2 separate regions of the Homo sapiens genome follow, and region 1 is linked to region 2. A link is an interaction called in ENCODE POLR2A ChIA-PET data of the cell type or tissue named here. Cell type or tissue: A673. All regions are shown on one strand.

Evidence for each region. ChIA-PET counts read pairs that join two places held together with the same protein. Peaks named below come from ENCODE experiments on the same cell type or tissue, not always from the same donor. Only the 100,000 strongest peaks of a DNase experiment are listed, where the experiment ranks them.
Region 1: POLR2A ChIA-PET joins it to region 2 with 5 read pairs; 3 of 35 experiments call an interaction of 5 or more read pairs at or near these places.

The regions. Positions count from the first base shown.
Region 1 is chr1:52,312,517-52,316,516 of GRCh38, forward strand. The region is part of intron 13 of ZFYVE9 (zinc finger FYVE-type containing 9); the gene reads left to right. Among named protein-coding and RNA genes, the nearest start is that of CC2D1B, 52 kb to the right of the region's middle. In A673, no CTCF peak of the experiment used is centred here; no DNase peak of the experiment used is centred here.
Region 2 is chr1:51,954,452-51,958,451 of GRCh38, forward strand. The region is part of intron 2 of RAB3B (RAB3B, member RAS oncogene family); the gene reads right to left. Among named protein-coding and RNA genes, the nearest start is that of RAB3B, 34 kb to the right of the region's middle. In A673, a CTCF peak has its summit at 3,230 (motif pointing left); DNase peaks (open chromatin) are centred at 920, 1,590, 2,260 and 3,350; H3K27ac peaks cover 3,789 bases.

The DNA.
Region 1 (4,000 bases), 360 kb after region 2:
TGGGAGCATCTTTTTGGGCCTTCCTCCAGCCCCAGATAACTGCTCAAATGACAAGATTCACATCAGGCAGGTGTAGGAGCTGTCCTGGCTTAGAAGTCTTATTCCTGACAGCAACCAATATCTCTTGGAAAAACTTCATAGGCATAGATTCCAGGGTGTCTCTAGGGGACTTGCTCTGCTACAAGAGTGACTATTGAAGTAAGACCAAAGTTATGGCTATCTATCAGGGGTGTACGGTTCTCCCTGTTCAAATATAATTTATTATCTTTCACTTTTGCCCATGTTGGAATAGTAAGGATTGATTGTATGGATTGAATTGTGTCCCTCTAAAGTTCATATATTGAAGTTGTAACCTCCCAGTACCTCAGAATATGACTTTATTTGGAGAGAGGGTCTTTACAAAGGTAATCAAGTTTAAATGAAGTCATTAGAGCAGGTCGAAATCCAATATGACTGGTGTCCTTATAAGAAGGGGAAATATGGAAACAGACACACATATAGGGAAGATGATGTGAAGAGACATAGGGAGAAGATGGCCAACTACAAGCCAAGGATAGAGGCCTGGAAACAGATCCTTCTTTCACAGCCCTCAGACGGAACTATCTCTGCTGATGTTGATTTTGGGCTTGATTTTGGACTTCTAGCCTCCAGAAATGTAAGACAATGCATTTCTGTTATTTAAGCCATCCAGCTTGTACTTTGATATAGCTGTGCAAGCATGCTATCACACCAGTCCACCTTAAACAACTAAATATCAAGACAAAGTATGATAAAAACAAAAGATAATGGGCAGAGAAGGTGAGTCTTCTGCTTACCCTATCTTACTGCCTGTAGTTTTCAGGCCATAGAGCGGGTAGGGGAAACCCAAACTGACTTAGAGGTCTCCCTGACTTGAGGAGACAGAGTTGAGAAATATAGAGAGCCTACGATGGTTAGAATTTGCAGGACCGATTGCCAGAAGTGTTTTAAAAATTCAGGAGATCTGGAAAGATTTCTGGAGTCTTAGCTGATTACTTACTAGTCAGTGTGTCTATACGAGGAAAGCACTGCAAAGAAATGGGTAGAACAATTCTCACAGGGCCAGGAATAGTTTGTATTCTTACCAGCCAGAGTGACAAAGGTTCTTGTACTACATGGGCCACATTATGTCTAATGACTCAAATTATGTACAGATTCAAACTGCTCTGATCCTACCTAATAAGCTTTAAAGAAAGCTTGAAAAGGATGAAAGAATGGGCACATTAAGGAGAGCTATGGAAGATATAAAAAAGACCCAAATCAAGCTTTAAGAAATGTAGGTGGCAACGGGATGAAAAGTATGTTGGATGAAATTAAATGCAGTTTAGACAATGCTGAAGAAAAAACTCGTGATCATGAAAACATAACAACAGAAATGATCCAAAATGAAACACAGAGAAAAGGCTGAAAAATTAAATAAACAGCACGTCATCGAGTTGTGGAATGTCAGGCAGCCAAATTCTGTAATTGAAGTACCCAAAGGAGAGAAAAGGTGGTGGACCTAAAAAATATTTGAAGAAACAATGGTTAAAAAATTTCCAAATTTAATGAAAATTATAAACTTACAGATCCAAGAAGCTCAATGAACCCCAATTGCAAGAAACAGGATAAAAACTACATTAAGAAATGTTATGATCATAATCAAATTGTATAAAAATTCACATAAAGAGAACCTTAAAAGCAGCTTGAGGGAAGAAATCTTCCTTATATACTTAGGTATTTTGCAAATACAAAAGTGACAGCATATTTCTCATGAAAACAATGCAAGTTGCAAGACAGTGCAGCAAAATCTTTAAAATGCTGAAAAGAAAAACTGTCATCCTATATTTTATACCCAGTAAAAATACGTTTTAAAAATGAAGGCAGGCTGGGCGCAGTGACTCACACCCATAATCCCAGCACTTTGGAAGGCCAAGATGGGCGGATCACTTGAGGCCAAGAGTTCGAGACCAAACTGGCTAACATGGTGAAAGCCCCATCTCTACTAAAAGTACAAAAGTACGCCAGGTGCTGTGGCTCACGCCTGTAATCCCAGTAGTTTGGGATGCCAAGGCGGGTGGATCATCTGAGCTCAGGAGTTCGAGACCACCTAGGGCAACGTGGTGAAACCTGGTCTCTACTAAAAATAGAAAAAAATTAACCGGGTGTGGTGGCGCGCGCCTCTAGTCCCAGCTACTTGGGAGGCTAAGGCAGGAGAATCACTTGAGGCAAAGGTTGCAGTGAGCCGAGATTGCACCACTGCACTCCAACTTGGACTACAGAGTGAGACCCGGTCTCAAAAAGAAAAAAAAAAGCAAAAACCGCCAGGCGCGGTGGTGGGCGCCTGTAGTCCCAGCTACTCAGGAGGCCGAGGCACGAGAATTGCTTGAAATCTGGGCGGCAGAGGTTGCAGTGAGCTGAGATCGTGCCACTGAGGCAAAGCGTTTTCTCGGATACATATAATTTATCACCAACAGACCTGTTCCACAAGAAATGTAAAGTCCATCAAGGAGAATACCAAATATTGGAAATCTGGATCTACACAAAGGAATGAAAAGTGACAGAAATGATAAATTTATAGGTAAACATAACATCTTTTTAAAAGACAATTAACTGTTTCAAATTAAATGTTTGGCCGGGTGCAGTGGCTCATGCCTGTAATCCCTGCACTTTGAGGGGCTGAGGTGGGAGGATTGCTTGAAGCCAGGAGTTCAAGGACAGCTAGGCAACAAAATGAGACACCATCTTTACAAAAAATACAAAAATTAGCTGGGTATGGTGGCACATACCAGTATTCCTAGCTACTCTCTAGGCTGAGGCAGGAGGATTGCTTGAGCCCAGTGATTGGAGGTTGCAGTGAACTATGATCACACCATTCCACTCCAGCTTGGGCAATGGAATGAGACCCTGTCTCTAAAATAAAATAACATATATTAAATAGTAATGTATTGCGGAATTTATACCATATGTAGAGACAAAAATGTAGAACGGTAACAAAAAGGCCAGGGAAGAGGATATGGAAGTATATGACATGTGATGTGGTATAATTTTACTTAAAAGTTTATTGATAAGTTAAAGATACGTAATATAAACCCAAAAGCAACCACTAAAAAAATCAAAATGGGTAGGTATATCTAATCAACAAAAATAATAAAATGGAATCATAAAAGAAGGCTGAAAAAGATAACAAGAGATGGGACAAATAATAAATAGCAAGATAGTAAATTTAAATCCAGCCATATTAAAAAAAATGACTCAAATATAAATGATCTAAATACCTTCAAGTAAAAGGCAGAGATTGTGAGACTGAATAAGGAAGATTCATCTGTATGTTGTGTAAGAAACATACGTATAAGAAAAACACGGCCGGGGCTGGGCGTGATGGCTCACGCCTGTAATCCCAACACTTTGGGAGGCCGAGGCAGGCAGATCACTTGAGGTCAGGAGTTCGAGACCAGCCTGGCCAACATGGCAAAACCCCGTCTCTACTAAAAATACAAAATTAGCCAGGCATGGTGGTGCATGCTTGTAGTCCCACCTACTCGGGAGGCTGAGGCAGGAGAATCACCTGAACCCAGAAGGCAGAGGTTGCAGTGAGCCGAGATCCTGCCATTGCACTTCAGCCTGGGCAACAAGAGTGAAACTCCATCTCAAAAAAAAAAAAAAAAAAAAAAAAAGAAAAGAAACCACAGCCGGGTGCAGTGGCTGATGCCTGTAATCCCAACACTTTGGAAGGCCAAGGCGGGTGCATCACCTGAGGTCAGGCGTGTGAGACCAGCCTGGCCAACATGGTGAAACCCCGTCTCTAGTAAACACAAAAATTAGCTGGGCTTTGGTGGTGGGTGCCTGTAATCCCAGCTACTCGGGAGGCTGAGGCAGGAGAATTGCTTGAATCTGGGAGGTGGAGGTTGCACTGAGCCGAGATCACGCCACTGCACTCCAGCCTGGGCGACAGAGTGAGACTGGTCTCAAAAAAAAAAAAAAAACTAAATGGGTAGAAAAG
Region 2 (4,000 bases):
TAAGCATATATTAACTTATACATTTAAGAAAAAAACTAAATCCTTAGTAAGCACTGGCAGTTGCTATTCTTATTATTATTACCAGTCCAGGGAGAAGGAAGTATAGGAAAAGCATGTGAACCAACCATGAGTGGATCACTGTTGTAGCTGGAGGACAGAGTTCATGTACTACTTATTCTCCCTACTCGAGTGTGTGTTTGAAATTTTCCATAATAAAATAGCTTAAAAAAATAGAGAAGCCTGAAACAGCACAGCATCTGGGGAGAAAGCAAGCAGTTCCATTTTCAATGGTTTGTAAAATACCATATTTCATAGATTCTCAGATGTCCACTTTTTCACATTTTAATATCTTTAAAAAAGGATGTATCTTAGAATTGATAGCATCTTAGATTCCTGGAAACATAGTACTTAAAATAGTAGACAGGAGAGGAAGTAGGAAGTGAGGCTGTAGCTAGATCACGGAGGTCTTGAATGCCAGGTCAAGGTGCTTGGATGTCGTCCTGACGAGAACAGAAAGCCACTGAAGGGTTTAGTGTGTCCAACATAGGGCCTATCACCCGGAAGACATTCAGTTAGTGTGTGCTAAATAGTAAGGCCACTGAGGATCAGGTCACTGCTGCTTCTGCCAAAGGCCAGGGGGCGTTGACCTTTATGAGCGAAGTTTGAGGCCTTGCCCTCCCTCTCCTTCTTGTCATCTCATGAGTTCCAGTTCTCTCCCGTTTTGCAGGGCAGAATCATTGGGTTGTATATTAAGGTGATTTTTCTCCCTCTAATCCCCCAATTACTTCTATTTTCCTGAAAACAATAAATATTTCTCCAGAAGCTGAGCCAACACCATAGCCGATGTGAATGCCCACAGCCCTGGGTTCTACAGCACCCTCTGACATGACATTCCAAAGCCAAAACCTTGGCTTGGCACCTGGCCCAGGGACTTACTCTTACTTACTCTTTTTTTTCTTAGACAGAGTCTCCCTCTGTCTCCCAGGCTGGAGTGCAGTGGCGCAATCTTGGCTCACTGCAATCTCTGCCTCCCGGGTTCAAGCGATTCTCCTGCCTGAGCCTCCTGAGTAGCTGCGATTACAGGTATGTGTCACCACACCCAGCTACCCAGCTAATGTTTATGTTTTTAGTAGAGACAGGGTTTTACCATGTTGGCCAGGCTGGTCTCAAACTCCCGACCTCAAGTGATCCGCCAGCCTCAGCCTCCCAGAGTGCTAGAATTACAGGCATAAGCCACTGCGCCTGGCCCCAGGGACCTATTTCTGAACTCATTTCCAAATGGAGACACAAGGAGTTAACATATACAGAGCAGGCAAGAGGAGTTCAGAGACTTAACTAGATAGAGAAATCAGGAGTCCAGGATCCCCATCCTACCCTGGGCTGTTTTCCCTCTGGTCTCATAGCTGCTTTCTTTCAGGAGTTGGCCCAAGTCACCATAGCAGACGAGTCCCCTGAGGATCATTTGCATACAGGTGGCAGAGTGTTCTAAAAATAGGATCAACACTCATCTCCACAAAGCAAATGCCTTGAAATTTATTTACAAGGGACAGGGGACAAACATCTGAGGAGCGAGGAAGAGCCTGTCAGAGGCAGCCTGACAATGAATGGCAAGGGAGCCACACAGCTGTAAGGCTGGGAGGCAGGAGGCCTGGGTATGGTTTAATCCTACCACTAACTTGCTTTGTGGGCTTATGAATACTGTGCACCCTGCGCCTTGGATTCTCCTCTTTAAATAGGGATATTAGACTAGATTACTTTTTTAAGGCCCCTTCTAGCTCTAAGGAGTCAGGATAAATAGTAATAATTGTTATAATCAAATAATAATAATTGTTAACACGAATTGAGTACTTACTAAGTGTCAAGCACTGTGACAAGCACTTTTCATGCACTACTTCATCAGTCTTCATAACCAGCTCTTTGGAGTAAGACAAATAAACTGAGAGGCACAGGGAGGTTAAGTACTTGCCCAGGTTAGCAAATGTCAGAGCTGGGAGTTTAACCCCTAAGTTATACTGCCTGCTAGGATGCTAAACTTATCCCTGGTTTTCTAACCTAACAATTTCACTGCCTTCAGCTCTTGCCACCCCTCTCCATTCTTTTCTCCTCAGGTTCTGACCAACCTGGACAACTCCATAGGCCCCAAACATTGTGTTCCTCTAAGTCTCAGTGCTTTGCTCATGCTGCACCCTCTGCCTGGATCAGCCTTTTCCCCTTCCCTGCCAAGGCAGTCGCTAATTACCATTCCAATTCAGCTCAAATGCTTCCTCCTGTATGACTCGCATTTCCTCCCATACCCACAGGCAGAAATAATGACTGGCTGCCATTTGTTTAGACGGGCTGTGCCAGGCACTGTGCTAATTCTTACAACTTTCTGAGCGAGGTCCCATTTTCATACTTATTTTACAGATAAAGTAATGAGATTCAGAGATTAAACACCTTGCCTGAAGCCATACAGCTGGTAAAAGACCCGAGCCAGAAAGTCAAACTTCACAGCCTTCCTAACTTCTCTTCTATCCTCTCTCCAATGAAACTGTGTATATGAATTGCCAACGTGCTTGTCTTTCCACCAGACTATAAAATCTTCTAGTGGTTTTTATGTAAAGTCTATATAAACTCTTTTCATGGTTTTGTCTGTTTGTTCTTGAGTGATCAAATGAACTGCTGGGAGATAATCTGTAGCAGCACAACTGGTGGAAAACTTAGGCTAGAGTCAGGACCAAACCAGGAGGAAGAAAAAAACGGTGCAGGCCCTCACTCTGTCGATCTTTTCCTGCCACTTTAAATCCCTATGGGAACAAGACAAAAATATATTTTAACAATATTCCCTGCACTTTGGCACCCACTTCTGTCCTTATCACATCCTCCAAGAAGCCTCTTAAAATTACCCTCATTCTCATCCTCCCCCCTTAATTTTAGTGTTCCTTCAGCACTTATGTGTCATTTCATTAAACACTGTAAGCACTTAATGAACAGACAGTGTGAAGGGCAGCAGAAAGAGTATGGATTTTGGGGTCAAGCAAATTCTAGCTTTGCCACTTCTTGGCATGTGACCTTGGACCAGTTGCTGTCTTTGACTTTCTGAGCTGCAGATCTGTTAACTGCAAAACAGGTTTCATAATAATATCCTTTTCTTGGTATTGTTGGGAGGATAAAGTAAGATAAGTGTTGTGACAGTGTGTTGGTAAAGTTCTGTATAAACAGTCGTGTTCATTTAATTTACTGTTTGCCCTCAGTAATCTGCTGCTCTTCCCCCTGGTGTCAACACCCAGAATGGGCCTCAGATTCCTGGTGAGCTAGAGCTGTAGGAAAGTGAGAGGAGGGAGGAGCCCAAGAAAGCAGGGCTAGGAACCACCTGAGCAAACTTCCGCTGGAAGGAAATTAAAGGGCTAATTAAGCCTCCGTTGGTGGTAAATTTCCAAGCCAGCCTTTGGGCTCAATCAGTTGACACGGCAACACACCGGTGGGGGAGGCCGGTATCCTGAGAGGACATATTCTCTCCTCACAAAATGGCACCTCGTGGCAGCCTGAACACAGGGTCCAACCTCAGAATTGCCACCAATTTTCTCTATCTTCCCTTTCTCTTCTCTCTTACCTTCCTTATCTCTTCCTCCCCATGTTCTAGCTGAAGAACCTGAGGGGTTCAGCCAGGCACAGAGGAGGCTGGGATGTCCTGGGATGGCTCTAGTACAGCATTTAATTGTTGACTGAGGTTAGGTGTCACTTTTTATATGCAGAAGTAGGGTCCAGTAGGAAGATCCCAGGCAAGGGAATGAGTCCCAAAAGCCTGCATTCAGGGCCCACTTAGTCCATTTGTCAACTTTAATAAAGTACAACCCTTTACCCTCTGGGCCTCAGTTTCCTCAAGTGTATAATGAGGATGACAAGACCTCCTCTTGTGATCAAATGAGATCTCATATGTATCAGATGATCAGACTGGACTGGTGTCCACAGTGGTGCTGAGAGGAAAGCCGGTAAGAAAGTGGCATACTCGGCCGGGCGC